2 separate regions of the Mus musculus genome follow, and region 2 is linked to region 1. The links are chromatin loops, found by intact Hi-C in ENCODE. Cell type or tissue: left cerebral cortex. All regions are shown on one strand. Each heading gives the region's core, and the rest is flanking DNA. Links, peaks and the distances in the headings are about the cores only.

Region 1 (8,280 bases), core at 2,903-6,902:
CAACTGCCATGTGGCTGGGTTTCTCCTTGGTGTAGTCATTCTTCCTCTTGAACTTAACAGTGAGTTTCCCAGTGGATCAACATGAATTCTTCTGTACCCACGTGACAAAGGGTTTTTTTTTATGTCTCTCAATTAACCAATATTTGTTGAGTGTCAAATACATGACAGCATAATTATATCCTTTCCTTTAAAAAATTCTACTTGTTTCGAAAGGAGTTTTTCCTGAGAGTCAACTCATACTGTCCTTTCTAGCATCTGAGTTCTTATTTCCCAACAGCTCATAGTTAGAACTATGAAGTTTGAAATGTTAGTGTTGATTATTCCTACAATACATTACTAATTGTTAGGAACCAGAGTGATGGCCTATGTGGTGGTGAATCCCATGAATCTCAATGTTCAAGAGGCAGAGGCAGAAGGATCTCTGTGAGTTTGAGGTTGGCCTGGTCTACATAGCAAGTTCCAGGCCAGCCAGGGCTGCATACTAACTAATATCCTGTCTCAAAAAAACAAAACAGTCAGAAAACTGAAGTCATACTTCATTTTACTTACATATTTTCTGTAGCATATAAAACAAAGCCAGGCAATTGGTTATTTTATGATTTTATTGAAACCTTAGTTTTTCCCCAAGTAAGCCCCATTTTTAAATGAACCTCAACATTCATTGATCTTACACTTTGCTACAGGCTATGATGTTCTCATTTCTTAGACAAAATAAGAACTTACTAAATGAATTTTTGTAACTTTGATGTCACATGATTTATTTCTTCCCCAATACTCCTTTAAAATACTGTAGCACATATTTGTATAAATTCAGCTTATGGTTACAGAAAAAATGGTATTGAAAGAATCTGCAGAAAATCATTGCTAAATTATTTTTGTGGAATCTGATAAACTAATAATAGCATTCATGCAAAAGAAAAAATGTCCACGAGTGCCCCATGAGGACAAAGAATCATCACCACACCAATGGGGGGAAAAACCATGCGATTAGCATGAAAGTTGTCTACCATAATTCCAGTAATATTTAAATGTTCACTAATGTGGAACTAGCATGAGATTACATACACCAGTGAAACAAAAACCAGAGACAGAGAAATAGATCTGAGAAGGCTAGGCTGACTCCATTACAGGCTTCAAATTGGCAGTTCAGGAGACTAGGACTAAGAACTGGGCAAGTCCAGGCAAGCTCAGACAAGTCAGTTACTAGAAAAAAAAATCCCAGGCTTCAGGCAGCTACTCAGAAACTACCCTACTGTCAGAAGCTGCCCTGCCACCTGGTCTGAAGCAAGGGCAATGGGTCAGCAAAAGTTTCCAGACCCCTATCCCTTACCCCAGTAACAGTTTCCAGCCCCTATGCCCTGCTAATGGTTCTGGAATGTCCCTAGAAATGGAGCAAGATAAATGTCACTTACCCTGAAATTCTCCTAATGTCTGCCAGCTCACTTACTTGTTTCTCCATCTTAGAATGAAAGACCCCAGCATGCTGGACCTCTGCAGAACAAAACACTCTTTGCTTTTACATATTATTTGAGTCCAGGGTATCATTCTTTGGTGAACCATGGGCCCTTACAGATCAATATGAGAGATGTACAGCCAAGCACTGTATAATGGGTGCATCTAATGGTGGCCCCATAAGATTATGTTGTTGTTAAATCATAGGCTACTTATCATACATAAATGAGGTTTATTAGTGGAATTGACTCACATGGTCAGGGAGGCTGGGAAGTCCCCTGGCAGGCTGTCTGTCAGCTGGAGTCCTTGGATGCTAGCAGATTGGCTCAGTGCCGCTCCGAAGACCTCCAAACCAAGGAAGCTGATGATATGATTTTGAGTCTAAAGCCAAAAGCCCAAGACTCCAGGGAGGAGGCTGCTAGTGTAATTCTGCACCCTTGTCCAGAACTCAGAATCCTGAGTTCTAAAATCCAACGATGCACCCATCTAATACCCAGTGGTTCCACTTCAAGATATACACATACAGATGACAGAAACCCTTACATACCTTCAGCAGGAAGCAGATACTAAAATAGTCATCACAGCACTGCTTTTAACAATAAAATCTGGAACCAACACAAAGAACCATTGACATGAGGCTGCCTACAGGAGTTGTGTTGCATTTGCACATTACTGGAGATGTGGCTTAGTGGATAAGAGTGCTTGCTGTGTAAGCATGAGGACCTGAGTTCAAATCCTCAGCACCCACAAAAAAAAAAAAAAAAAAAAAAAGAACCTGACATGGCTGCAAGCACCTGTAACTTCAGCATGGGGGAAGGACACAGGTGGAAACAGGTTGGCTAGTCCATCAAATTTCAGGACTCTGTAAAAGACTGTCTCAAGAGACTAAGGTTGAGAGAGGGTAATAAAGGGAAATACCTGACGTTGTCCTCCAGCCTCGGCATGTATACATGTGGACGTGTCCGCCTGCACACTCACATGTGTGATTGTGCAACACACCTAACACACAGATGTAGAATGCTGAATGCTCATGTGTACTCATGAACGAATGTCTGACACATAACCCAGATGAATAACAAAGTAATAAAAATTGCATAAACTTCATTTCTACATCTATAAAATACAAAAACATCCAAATATCCATAAACACCTCTCTTCCAAGTACTAACAAGACCCGCTTAGCTTCTGAGATCCCACGAGAGCAGGGTAGTATGACCATAGACAAAACCCACAAATGTATTTACTTAGGGATTAGGGAGATAGAAAAACAATAAAAAATAAAGAGTCCTACCCCAAGTGAGGTGGCTCAGCCAGTAGGGGCACTTGCTGTCACAACTGACAACCTGAGTTCTGTCTGATAAACCTGCATGGAGAAAGGAGAGAACGGAATCCTGCAAACTGTCCTCTGACCGCCACGTGTGCACCATGGCAGATGAGTGCTTCCAAAATAAGTAAATACGTGTAAAACCGAGTTAAATCCTCACACATAATTGAAGACAGTGATTACTGGGGATAGAGAAAGCAGAATAGGAGACAAATGGAGATACTAGGTCAGGTATACAAAAGAGGATGTCAGCGATATGATAGAGGTTCTACTTTTAAATGTATTTATTTTCATTTCATTTTATTATAGTAAGAATTTTATTGTGCTTTGTTTATGATGAGACTTTTTGTTCTTATCCCCAAAAATAGACACAACCAGGTTTTTTTTAATTTTTACCAATGCTGCATGAGGGTGCGTGTGTGTGTGTGTGTGTGTGTGTGTGTGTGTGTGTGAATTCTGTTGACATAGTCAAAATTAAGTTTGCCATCATTATGTGTCATAGATGCTAAGCTGAACAACCACATTTCCAGCTTACATCTCGATTCAACGGTGGACCTGTTTACCTTTAGGTGCTGACCTGCCCTAGTCGATTGAAGGACAGTGGTTCCAGCAACCATATGTATGAAGAAACCTGCTCTTTACATTTCTATCTTCATTTATACAGAATTTAACCCAGATTGCACAGAGTTAGCTGTCAACAGGGAATGCAGAAGGCTGGGATCTGCCTGCAGAAATTGAAGGCTGACATTGTGAGTTAAGGCTGACATTGTGAGTTAATTGGGAGAATTCCACTCTCCTTCGTGTTGCCTGCTAATGCCCTACGTGTGTACAATTTCAGAGTAGCATTAAAAAAAATACTCCCTTCTCTTCCTTTACCCCCACTCTTCCCACATTAAGTATCTTTAGGAACATATGGTATTTCCAAGAAAAAGCCAAATGAATATCTGAAACATTAATGTGCCATACTGCTATCATGACAAGAATAAAGAAGACAGGGAATCCAGAAATCTCCTAACACAACAACTGTTACTGCCAATTCCCACATCCAGTGCAGATCATCACTTAGAGAAGGAGGGCTGCTCGGTGACTAAGCAGACAGATGGCAGGTGCGAGTCAAAACACTCTGGGGTGCTAGCTCAGTTCAAAGCATTCTGCCTTACTCACGGCTGGAGAGACCGAATGTACAAAATCACATCACCGACTGAACAAGGAGGAAAGGCCAGAAACCCACGTAATCAAAATGTAAGAGGAAGACACCCAAAGTTAGGAGCCAAATTCTGTGGGCTGGATCTTTAATCTTTCTCTGGTCCGTGATTAAGCCTCTCCCAGGGTTCCCTGGGGTACACAGGATGTGACTGATGTCTGCACTTTACTGCCCTCTGAGCTGGGACCACCTCTATCGACGGTTACCTGGCTGCATTCCTGCAGAGCAGTGATCCAAGGCAAAGAACCAAGACCACATCCTCACCCGGCAAGCAACGCGCCCTGGTTTACCAACCTCACTGTTCAGTTCCTAGGAGGGAATGATGGAATCTAATTTTTACATGCTAGACAACAACCGGAGGAGGGGGACAGAAAAACCACTCATGAGCGTTCTCCTATTTGATTAAGGGCTTTGGATATTACAATCAAACAGGCTGAGATCACTCTAATGAATACGCGTGTAATTGTAGAAACAGGCCCTAGGTGGAGCCTCAGTAAAGGCGGCGACAAATTGATGAACAAATTGAAAATAAATCAAGTCCTCCAAAATTTCCATAAGCAATCGTAGCATCTTATAGAGTGATCTGTTTGTCGTTGCTCCAGCACAGGGGACAGGGAGTTATAGAACAAATGCTTTGTTTGTTAGGGATGATTCTCGGGAGAGTGTGCTCTGTCATAGCGAATGAAGACACATGATTCCCTTCAGTCTGTCTTTGATGCTCTTTTTTTTTTTTTTTAAACAGTGCAGTGTGAATGGGTGAAAATGCCCCTAAGCATCTCTCTTTCCTTTGGGGACATGCACTAAATTATTTATTAGCATATAGAATATCTCACCTCACAAGAGAAATAATCAGAATTATTTAAAGATAACATATTCATTAACCATAAACACAATAACGCTAAGTGAAATTGTCTTTCCCCATTCCGATTACATTTCATTAGTCACCACTGCCAAAAAATGTCAGACAACTTTGTCCAGTTATATTGGGATAGAATTGGCAAGTTAACACTGCATACACTCAAGGAATATAATGTGACTGCTATAATTTGATACCTGTAGACATGGTGAAGGTATAATTAAGATAGCCATCCATAGACACCACGCTTTTGGCATTGTATACCTTAGATTTCTGAAACTTCATTTTAAGAAATTTCTATTTCTTTTTCTTTCTTTCTTTCTTTTTTATTGGGTATTTTCTTTATTTACATTTCAAATGCTATCCCAAAAGTCCCCCATACCCTCCCCCCCCCCACTCCCCTACCCACCCAATCCCACTTCTTGGTCCTGGCGTTCCCCTGTACTGGGACATATAAAGTTTGCAAGACCAAGGGGCCTCTCTTCCCGATGATAGCCAAGTAGGCCATCTTCTGCTACGTATGCAGCAGAAATTTATATTTCTTAAATTTCTTAATATTTTAAGATATATAATATATATATTTAAGATATATTTTGAGATATATAAGATATATTTAAATATAATTTTTATTTTAAGAAATTTGTATACTACGGAAACATATATACTCCTAAAAACTTGATTATATTCATTGACCCGTGTAAGCATAAGATTAAGACTCTGATGACTCTGCACAAACAGTGCTCGATAGGAAGAAGGAAGAGCGAGAATGTCTTACAGAAGCCGGCGCACTTGAGAATACTTGCAGTGTGACGTTAGCCTCCAAGGCATTCAGACAGAGTTTTAATTTAGTTATTTTGCCTTTTCTGCCACAAATTACTTTTCCCTTTGGTTTTAGAAAGTATTGTGTTAAAGTATTATGGTGACTGAGTGTGACAGTACATGCCTGCAGTCCCAGCTAGTCAGGAAGCTGAGGCAGGAGGATCATTAGAGCTAGAGAGTTCAGAACCAGCCTGGACGACATAATATACCCTATTTCAAAATAAGAACAATTATTGAAGTTAACAAATTTTGAGTATTTCACAAAGTTTGCTCTTAAAGTGGCTGCTTCAGTCACCTCAGCCCATTCTCTCTATGGGCTGTGACTGCCTCCACGTACCTCTATTTGAAACAGCACTTCCTCCAACTTTGAACATAGGGAATAAACCACAGTAGTCTAAGCATCACATTGGCTTTCCCTATAGTGATCATTAGTCATTCCTCACGCTGATATGAGAAAATAATTGTTTTCTCATGATGTATGGCAAACACAGACAAATATCGCTTACATAAATCACTACTTTCTAACTTAATTACTCTGTCTGCAGTATACCTGTTTCAAATTTGTTTAATGATTTGGAACTACAGTTCAATGTAGTTGGTTTCTGTGATACTCACTCTTACATGACTTATTTTATTCCCTTAAATGCATCATCCCAGCATAGATGTCCACAGCCTCACAGACTGCTGAGCAGTCCATAGTGCAGAGAGATGCCCTTGTGGGGTAGATACCCTCACTCCTGGATTCCTGCTCAAGAGACCCTGAGCCGGAACCATTTAATACAGGGAACTGAAACCAAATGAAGACATAGTGACACTCACAGAAAGTACTTATATGGGTAAATATTACATCTACTTATCCCTGTACCCAAAGATAAGATTAGTTTCCATCTCTTACCTTTTTATAGGAGATAGAGACTATTACAGAAATCCACAACTGGTCAAAATGCAGAGAACAACTGACTGTGGATACCCAAGCCCAGTTGATATATCTACAGCATAACCCTACATCTAAGGCTCAGGAAACATTGCCGAAGAGGCAGAAAGACTGAAAAGGCCAGAAGACCAGGATGTCGGGTCCATGAAATAGTGTCTTCTATGTATAACAGGGAACCTGCACCCACAAAACCTCTCTCTCTCTCTCTCTATGTTTATATATATATATAATGTGTATATATGTATATACATATATATATGTATATGTATGTATATATCATTGTTCTTGTTTGTTCACCAGAAGTTAAGACCCGGTTGTTGAACGCCTATCACACGTCAGTGAAGAGAATCGGATAATCAAACTGGAGCTGAGCTGGAAGCTTCCTTCCCACCCATCAGCCTTCACAGTGCCAGGGGGCGCCATGCAGGGCACTGGAGGTTAAAAAAAACATCACCAATAGTCTTACCTAGTCATGGTTAGGATTCAGTGACCTACAATAATGACTTGCCAGGCAAGATGTGCCCTCTAATGTAGTAATAGCATGACTGTCCTGGAAAGAGCCAACCCTTTTTGATTGGACTTGAGGCCCACTCCATAAGCAGAAATTCATTCCTGGTTCTATGAGTCTGATCAAAAGCTATGGCTAGGGAGTGCATAGGTCCTCTTGGAGAACCTACTAGTATTGTTTTGTTAAATGACCAAGGTGTCAAACTGTCATCAAAACATTTTTACCTTCAGATTAGTGTTGTACCAAACCTTCATTAGGCAAGTTTCTTACTGTAGAGGGTGGAGTGCTTAATGAAGAAATCTATATCTGGCCAAAGTCACCAACATCTGTTATAGTAGAGTGTTCAGCCCTAAGTAGGACAACTGTCTCACTCCTCACCACCGAGGCTCAGGAAACATGTCAGTGGAGGGTGGAAAGAATGAAAGAGCCAGAGGACAAGGATGGGGAGATGTGCGGCAAAGGATGTCCTCTCGACAGACATAGCTGGTGCACTGCTGAACTCACTATAGATGCATTCCTCTACACAAGACCGACTCATGATTAGACCCCTCAACACACGATACCCATTTGCAGAGATGTCATGTTTTTCCCATTTGTTCACACCATTGATGGTCTGACTAATGCTTGTCTGACTGATCCATCCATTCTTCTGGGAGATGTGTTAAAATTTCGCAGATTATGTAGGTGTGCTTATTATATTTTCTTATCATTCTATCATTTTTATAATGTATTTTTAAGCTAAGAAGATAGATTTGAAGTCAGGTAGGAGACGGGAAAATTATGACTTCGTGGAGAGCTAAGAGGAAGAGAGGGAAGGAAGGAGGAAGCCATAGATGTATATTTATTTAGAATGCTTTAGCTTTCCAGGGTGGTGTGCTTTTTCATGTCACATGATAATAATGTCCAGTTCTGAGTTATTCTTTCCCCAGTTTTTTCTAGTTTTAGATGTATTTATTTGCATTTTTGGTGTATGAATGTTTTCTCTGTATGTATATCTGTGCACTACATGCCATACCTGATACCCTCAGGGGCCAGAAGCAGCCTTGGACCCCTTAGAACTGTAGTTATAGACGTTTGTGAGGCACTATGTGGGTGCTGGGGACCAAACCCGGGTCCCCTGCAAAAGTAGCTAATGCTCTTAACTGCTGAGCCACCTCTCCAGCCCCTTCCCAGTTTATTCTTG
Region 2 (8,280 bases), core at 2,170-6,169, 110 kb after region 1:
GCTGTTTGCTGAGAGGCGCATATTGGAGACTGGATCCAGGGATCTAGAATGTAGCAGAGATCAGAGCCGGAAGCGAATTCCAGTAGAAGAGATGCCCTTGGGAAAGAATGTACAAAGAGCAGAGGCAGAACATGGAGAAAGGGTCAGATGATTGCATTTTCCCCAGTGACTGACTGACTGAGTGGCTTATATCCAGCCGTGATGTAGCCTCACCCTCCCTCCTGCAGGATGTTGTCCTCGGGTCCTCAGAGGGGATGCACACCGAACAGGGCTGTTGAGCCTGGATCAATGAAGCAGTGTTCACATGTCAGTAAAAGGCTGAGCAAAAAGATATCTAACAAAAGATCAGCAACTTTTTACTAAAATGTGTAGTGGTCTAGTGCCACTAGCAACCTTCAACCCCTCATCTGCTTCAGTCAGGTGTCTTGTGTTTCTCAAACAGCGTGTTCAGCTCAACGCCAGTTTCCCCATCCTGGGAAAGCCAAGAGCCGCTGTACTTCTTACTTCCCTGTCGCCTCCACATCGCATCCAAAAACAACCCTCACTTCCTACTTTTTGGACACGTCTCCTGCCCACAGCCCTGTCCGTTACCTCCACTGGGATCCTGGCTGGCCTACATTACCAAGTCAAGTGCCCCCTAACTTTCTCTCTAGTTTTCTCAGCTCTCCCTTTCCGAGACATTCTCCAATGCCTATTGAGCATTGTCGTGAAAGTAACATCATTTTATTTTCTTGTTCAAATCTGTTACATGGCTTCCTTTGCATTTAAGATAAAACTGAATAAAACGGAGCCAGGCGTGGTGGCGCACTCCTTTAATCCCAGCACTCGGGAGGCAGAGGCAGGCGGATTTCTGAGTTCGAGGTCAGCCTGGTCTACAAAGTGAGTTCCAGGACAACCAGGGCTACACAGAGAAACCCTGTCTCGAAAAACCAAAAACAAAAACAAAAAAAAACCTGAATAAAACCCAGCATAACAGCTGCCAGGTGGCCTGCCAGCTCCCACCTTCCCATGCTGCCCGTGCCCAGTGTCCTTGTATCATCCATTGGCATGACAAACTCTATCGACCCCAGAGACTTCTGCTCGACATATTGAGCCAGTCTCTTCAGATATGTAACTCCTCGGCCGCAGGAGTAGCCCCTGTAAAACCAAGATGGCTGCAGGTTAGAGTCAGAGCTATGTCTAAGGCCATGAGACTCACTGATAGGGGCTGTGCGCAGAACCAAAGATGATAATCCAAACATTTTTCATCAAATGAGGCTTTCTGAAGACGAAACTTCTACAAGTTGTGGACTCATTTAGATTTCAGGTGTTCTTAAAAGCCCCTTAATAACATTGGCTCAGTCGTGCCCAGGGACCAGGACGCATGTGGCGATGGCCAGGTTCCTCCTGGGCTGATGCTGTCCAGAGTACAAAGAACATGAAGTTCAAGGGTATTGCTGCAGACAGAAGTCAGCTCCCCACCCCCAACTCCCCTGCTCTGTAGCTGTCCTGCTTGGCCACTGTGTTTCTTTTCTCAGAGCCTGTCCACAGGAAACTGCAAAAGCAGAGCCAAAGCCTGCCACTAAGACTGACACCTGCAGACCCTTGTGACTTTTCGGGTGACCAGTGATTGATTTCTTTCTTTCTTTCTTTCTTTCTTTCTTTCTTTCTTTCTTTCTTTCTTTCTTTCTTTCTTTCTTAAGTCTTGGATAGCAAAATATCAAGCATGACACTGGGGTGTGGCTCTCCTTATTAGTGGGTATAATCTAAGATCAGGGTGAGCACGTACAGATAAATTCTAGTTTGACACACAAGGAAAAATGAGTGTTTGCTCCTTTATTTCTGTTGCCAAATCCTGTCCTAATTCTGGGTTTTAAAATAAAAAGAAAGAAAGAAAAGACTTGTTACAACAGGCCCTTTCAACTACACACTGAATCCAGTGGGTGCTTGTAGGTCTTCCTTGGCCTTGACCGAGCAATGGTACATTGTTTTCTTCCACGCAGGATTTTTATGAAAGCATCAACTGTAAAAGTAATTGCTTGCCGGTGCTCACTGGCTTTATCTTCCTCTCTTCTTTTTCTAGGACTATGACAGTTTTTTTGAATCGAAGGAAAGCAACACAGTCTTTTCATTCTTAGGCCTGAAGCCACGGCCGGCATCCACGGTAGGTTAACCTTGTGTATTTGGAGGTAGGCTAACCCTCTGTACCGGGCTTCAGCACCCATGGTAGGTAAGCCCTCTGACTCTCGCTTCAGAGTTTATCCTGCTGGAGCAGACCTTAGGGACTGAGGTTGAATGGGTGAGAGGCATGTATCTACCCTGCTAAACTTGCAGTCTCTCGGGTAAATATAGACTGCAGGGATACACACAAAAATTTTAACTTCTTTAAATCAAAATATTAGTTTACTTTTAATTGATAGCCCTGTTCTCTGAAGAGGAATTTAAGGTAGCAAAATAGGTAGCTAGTTTTTATTTAAATTATAAATTCACATTGTGTTTTACCCCTGTGTCTGTACCTTTCACGTTTATGATTTGTTTGGTCACAGATGGGGAATCACATCTGTACTGATCATGAAAAGCTTTCTCCTGGCCTTATTTCTCTTTTGTTTTTTGTTGCTGTTTTATTTTTTCATTTTTTTGAGACAACAGTTTCTCTGTGTCATCCTGGGGCTGTCCTGCACTCTCTGAGACCAGGATAACCTGGAATTCACCAAGATCCACTGGCCTCTACCTTCTGAATGCTGGAATTAAAGGCACTCGCCACCAAGCCTGCTGTTGTTTCTTTTGAGACAGTGCCTTTCTGTGGCTGACTGTCTTAGAACTTATTATGTCTGTTGGGCTAGCCTTGAACTCCCAGCGATCCCCCTTGCCTTTGCCCAGGGCTGGGCTTTCCTCTCCTCATTTCTTAACACAGCATCACACCAGTTTGCATAGATGTCGTGATTGAAGCATCCCACTCACCTGGAGATGCTTTGAACCATGGTGGGGCACAGAAGTGCAGGGGCTGTGTGCTGGAGAGACTAGAGAATGCGGGGGTCCTGGCAAGGATGTGGGATGGATGCCCCACAAGGCCAAGGGGCAGCAGCTTTATGAAATGGCGGAAGCAGAGCCACATTTGAGAGGCATCTCAAATCAGACCTGAAAGAGGTGTCACACTTCCTAATCCAACCTGAGTATTTTTAAAGCCTCGTATCGCATCATACCTTTTGGAAAATGTGAAGAACCTGAGTCTGTTTTGTGCAAAGACTTAGGAATAATGAATATTTTCATAGCCATATAAAGCACAAGATTTACTTTAAAAATAAAAACCAAGTAAGTTAATAGTTTGGTTATTTCATTTAAAAAGACTGGTTTTGTGACTAGAAAAGTCAGTTAGGCTTATTTTTTTAAATTGTAAAGAAGTAAATATGTGTAAAATAGAATATTAAACTCACTAGCCAGAGCCAACCATATTGACACTTTTCCAGTGCGCCTTACAATCCTCATAGACATACACAGTAACTGAGGCTTGGCTATAGCTCAAGTGGAGGCTGAATTCTAAAGTATCTATTTTAATGCAGCCGAACCTGCAGTGCATTCTGGAAGCTTTGTCGAAGTAGCGGGTCCTTTGAGGCTGCCTAGGACAGGTACCATCTGAAGCCCCTGTGAGAGGAGACAGAGGCTTTCAGTAATAGTAGCCCCGCTGCAGCACCTGCAGCAGAGCCTCCACCATGAGAACACGCCTTGTTTTACATCAGCAAGCCCGCAGATGGCTTGTGGGTGGTTCCTATGCACATGGTTTTTAGCAGAGGCACACCCACACAGAAAGTATTTACAGGTTCTTAAGACTATTTTTATGCCAGTCAGACATTTGAATATTTGTTAGGAAAATTAGTATTTATATAAAATATTCCACCCAAATATATTAAACAATCCAGATTTATCTTCAGAGAATTGGGGGATGGGGCAGTGTGTGTGGTGGGGAAAGCCTGGGGCAAGGATTACCTTCCAGAGGCAGAAGCCAGTAGGCTGTGTCAAAACCTCATAGAAGATACTGAGTACACACCATCTCTGGTCTCATTTTCTCCAAAGGCACAGATTCTTTAAAGATTCAGCAGCTGGTATGGAGACTTTTGCTCCCAGGTCACTAAGACAAGGGGTGATTTTCAGAATCCATAACTGCTGATTGCACTGCACACCCTTTGGCTATATTGGAGCAAATTGCAGTGGCTTCTTGGTGACACTTGTTTAATTGGGTCATGGGGACAGACAGAGTGGCACTTGGACAACAGGGGTGGTGATGCGTTATGAATGATGTGGCCATTCTGATGATGTCATTCATCCAGGGCCACCCTTAAGCAGTACCTCTTCATGCTCCTGGGAGGTCACAGCCACCTGTTGTGAGCTAATAGCACAGCAGTGTTCAAAGAAGGAGACTTGGTGGCTGCAGAGAGATGGAGCTTTTCTTTGCTTGTTTGCAGGTTGGGTGGGTAGGACTGAAGTCGAGGCTCTGGCTTAAAAGCCGAGACTTCGCCCTCTCAGTAACAGGGTGAGTCATTATAACCTCCCTCATATCTGTTCCTGACATTTCAAAAACAAAACACTGCGAAAGGCAAGCGTTCTTGTCGATGCAGTGTAATGACCGTGCCTTTCCCCTCTTGTGTTTAATAGGCGGAACCTTAGAGGTAAAAAGTAGAAGGTGATGGAGTTGCGTTTGGAGCACCCCCTGGTACTCAGCACTCGCCTGCTTACCTGATGCATCACTGTGACAAAGCCACACACACAATCAGTAACTTCGTCTGACCTGGAGAAGGTGTCTTTGGAGGACATGGGAATAATGGGGACTGCATGATTGCTCTGAGCCAATCAGTTCTGTGGTGGTGGATCCTCTTATTTTCTGATTCGTCTGCAGTTGCCTCACTCACCTGAAAGTACTCTCCCCGTGATAGGTCAACTTCCTTAATGACTGACAGGTAATTGGGCGACACCATCAGGGAGAAAACGTTGAACCTGCCCTATGTTTTATTAGAAACTGGCCTTGCAGAAACCCATTCCTCTCTAAGCTGCCTGCGTCCCATCCTTGAAACCATTTTGCCAGGATGGTAACGTCAATTGAATCCAAAAGAAGAAAGCAGTGCCGACTGACATTGACTCTGAGGGTTCTTGTTGGAGAGTCACAAATGTCACTGCTCTGGTACTTTGTAATAACGCCTGCTGGAAGAGCTGGATGCTCTCAGCTCCGTTCTGTGATGGAAACCCTCACCCCTATAAATTCTCCAGGCTTCTCCAGGTGCTTCCAAAACCTCCATTGCAATATCAAATGATCACAGCCAAGTTACAGGGCAGAAAAGAGTTGCTGTTTTTGGAAAATGTCTCTTTTATCTCTTGCAAGGGGGAAGTTTCACTGTATGCATAAGACTACTTGAGAGATATATTTTAAGAAGTGCACCGGTTACATATAGTAAGTTAATAGAGTTTGCTCTGTCAGTATGCAAAGGCGTTTTCAGCTCTTGTAGTTTGCTTACACACACATGCACATATATTTTTAAATGCAGCTCCCCAAAGTAACAGCTGCTTGTTCTATTTTGTGAAGGGATTATATTTTTGGAGGAAGAAAATGCTTGGTTAGATATATTTTGTGAACCGTTGGCGCCAGCCCTGCGAGGACATTTGCATAGCACACACAGGTTCTGCATTCAGCTCCAGCATACTGGGAAGGAAAAAGAGACACCACGATGGCTGCCTAGTGTCACTTCCCATGTCACGCACCTTTGTCTCTGACAGTTGACAGTCTTAGGCTTTTCAGAATAACACAGACACACATTCTTGCTTGATGTAGGAGCACGTGTGAGATTTCAGAGCAGCCCAGACAGGAAGGGGCTGTCTAGAGCATGGTCCTCAATGGTTCTTAAGAAGCAAAGTCCCTGCTCCCTCTGGGTGAACACTGGCAAACACTGAGGTTACTCTCCTGTATCCTGGCATATTTAGAGTTAATCTCACACATAGAAATAATCTTGAATAGGATAAAGGGCTGACTGAAATCTCCACCTAGCCTGCACGATGCTAGGCCTTTCACTCTGATTCTGAAAAGGAAATGTTTGAGAAATTGAAAGATCCATCAAGCAGCCCTCTCTGCCACCTGCACCCCAAGCTTTGCTAAAGGTGGGCTGTTCTGCAGTCTTTTTTAAATGCTGAAGCTGAGAGCTTGTTGCAGTCCTGTTGCAACAAGGAGAAAGGCGAACACCTTTCTTTATGAATGGACCAAATGATTGATGCACAATTTTCTTCCCAGGGAAAGCTTGTCAGGTTGTGGGCATTAGTGGGCTAGTTGGTGTTAAGCCCGATCCACGTAAAATTCCATTTGATAAATCCCAGGGAGTTTCCAGAGTTTTGTGTGTTGTGTTGTGTTTTGTTTTGCTTTGTTTCCACCTCCAGCTGGATATTGTGCTTGAATTTGTGAGTCTTCTGACAAGACACATTTCTCTTTAAAATAGAGTGATTTTTAAATTGTCTTGTGAAATCAACCCAGGTTACCTTGAGCCGTTTACTTACATCAAGTCTACTCTTGCCAGTGTGTGCCAACAACCAGTTTGGCAAAGTGAAATCTTAGCATGTTTTGGATGGTAGGAGCACTAACCTTACAGTGTTGAGGAGACAAAGAAAGCTACCAAGATTTGTCACATATCTTTTTAATTGTCCATACCATACCTACTATGACTGTGTTAGACACACCACCGAATAGATGGTGTTCTTAGCATCACTATCATAGTTTCACATCATTTCCTTGCCATGGTTCTTCTAGGGAGCACTGGGGAGTCAGCCAAGAAAAATGAGATTAGAGGTAGTGACTTGTTTTAGTGTCCAGAAGCCCAGTATGGAGTGGACCACAGTCCCCGGACAAGTGTGTGTAGAGCATGCTGGCTCTTGTATGATTCCCAGTCTGCCTGTCTGCCTGACTTCTCTTCCTTTCCCTCTTTCTCTTTGTTGTTGTTTGAGACAGTCTTGCTACGGAGACCCAGGACTCACTTCTGCTTCTGCCTCCCAAATGCTAGGATCACATACTTACTGAAATCGTGTTCTTCCAATTTCCTTTAATTAGCTTGCTTTTAGATTGGCTCGCCGCCATCTCTAAAGCCTAGGAAAGAAGTGCAGACTTGGCTGTAATGCCAGCAGCTTTCAGGCCATAGTGTCGACTTCCTGCCTGCTTGTGGACAAAGGAAGTATGCTGCTGATGCCCAGACAGTGCCATTTGAATATTAGGTGACCGTGAAACACCATACTGCCAAGTGTCTGCAAACCAGAAGACAGTTTAGTTCAGGAAATATTTTGCCAAATTCAGGGGCTTTATTAAAATCAAAGAGGAGAAAGAGGAAATATTTTGTCCTTAGATGCTAATATGTTTTAGGCTTTCTTTTTCTGTTTTATAAAGTTAACCCAGTATTTACATTTCCATATTGTGTGAATTGAACCATCTAAATATATTTTTCTTTTGTTATTGAAAGGTACCAAAGGCTTTTTATGTTTTGTTTGGTTTGTTTGATTTTATTGTAGGGTTTGTTTTTTTTTTTCTAGAAATACCTTTTATATAGACTAGTCCCCAAGTGTCTGGGTCTACTTCAGTCTGTGTAATTGGTTTTTACCTCAGTTCATTTGTATTTGTCTCTCAAGGCATTGGTGAAATCTCAGATTTTATATTCTGCTTTAAAGGGGAATAAATTCCAGAAAACATGCATTATAAAGCTGGAGTTGTTTCTTCCCATTCTCTCTCCTTTTCCAACTTTTATCCTGGAGTTAGCTTGGATCCTTCCTGTTGCTCTAGGAAGCTGAGTGTCTGCTCCCATCCGTGAAAGGGTTAGTGAGTTGCTACAGAGCTCCCACAGTGACACATGAGAAGAATGCATGTGGTTTTGTCTGGACGCACTGGGAGGAGAACAGAGCCCTCTCTGGCCACCCAGGACTGAGGTGGGGATACTCAGCGGTTGGCCTAGGTGTGTCATGTCCTCTTCCAGGCACACTGAAGCCACTAGCGGTTTGTCCCATACTGGCTGCAGAAAACACCAGAGGTGGTCACAACTCCTCTCACTTGGGCTTCCTGTGATCCACATTTGGAAGCAGAAGAAAACATTTCTGAAGGCGAGGGCTAAGGCTGAACTCACCAAGAAACAGTTGCAGAACTCAAAGGCCAAGACAGATGGAGGGTGTGGGAGGGCTCAGACACAACAAGCTCTAAGATGGCAGAAATATGACCGCTCACAAAACCAAATCGGCCAAGAGCCCTGCCTGCGTGTGACCCAGATTCCAAAGGGAGGGCTTCCTAGTTCT

What was found. A loop is a pair of places that touch in the nucleus more often than their neighbours do. Peaks named below come from ENCODE experiments on the same cell type or tissue, not always from the same donor. Only the 100,000 strongest peaks of a DNase experiment are listed, where the experiment ranks them.
Region 2: a loop joins it to region 1, with 4 times the contacts of the local background. A loop is called at or near these places in 10 of 42 quality-filtered maps.

The regions. Positions count from the first base shown.
Region 1 is chr9:83,484,383-83,492,662 of GRCm38, forward strand. No RefSeq gene overlaps it. Among named protein-coding and RNA genes, the nearest start is that of Lca5, 47 kb to the left of the region's middle. In left cerebral cortex, for the core only: a CTCF peak has its summit at 4,471; DNase peaks (open chromatin) are centred at 3,882 and 4,452; H3K4me3 peaks cover 796 bases.
Region 2 is chr9:83,592,596-83,600,875 of GRCm38, forward strand. It overlaps Sh3bgrl2 (SH3 domain binding glutamic acid-rich protein like 2), which reads left to right. Exons shown (of 4, transcript NM_172507.5): 3 at 2,063-2,143; 4 at 4,630-7,697. The coding sequence ends at 4,641. Among named protein-coding and RNA genes, the nearest start is that of Gm39384, 24 kb to the left of the region's middle. In left cerebral cortex, for the core only: no CTCF peak of the experiment used is centred there; DNase peaks (open chromatin) are centred at 3,734, 4,414 and 5,538; H3K27ac peaks cover 2,173 bases.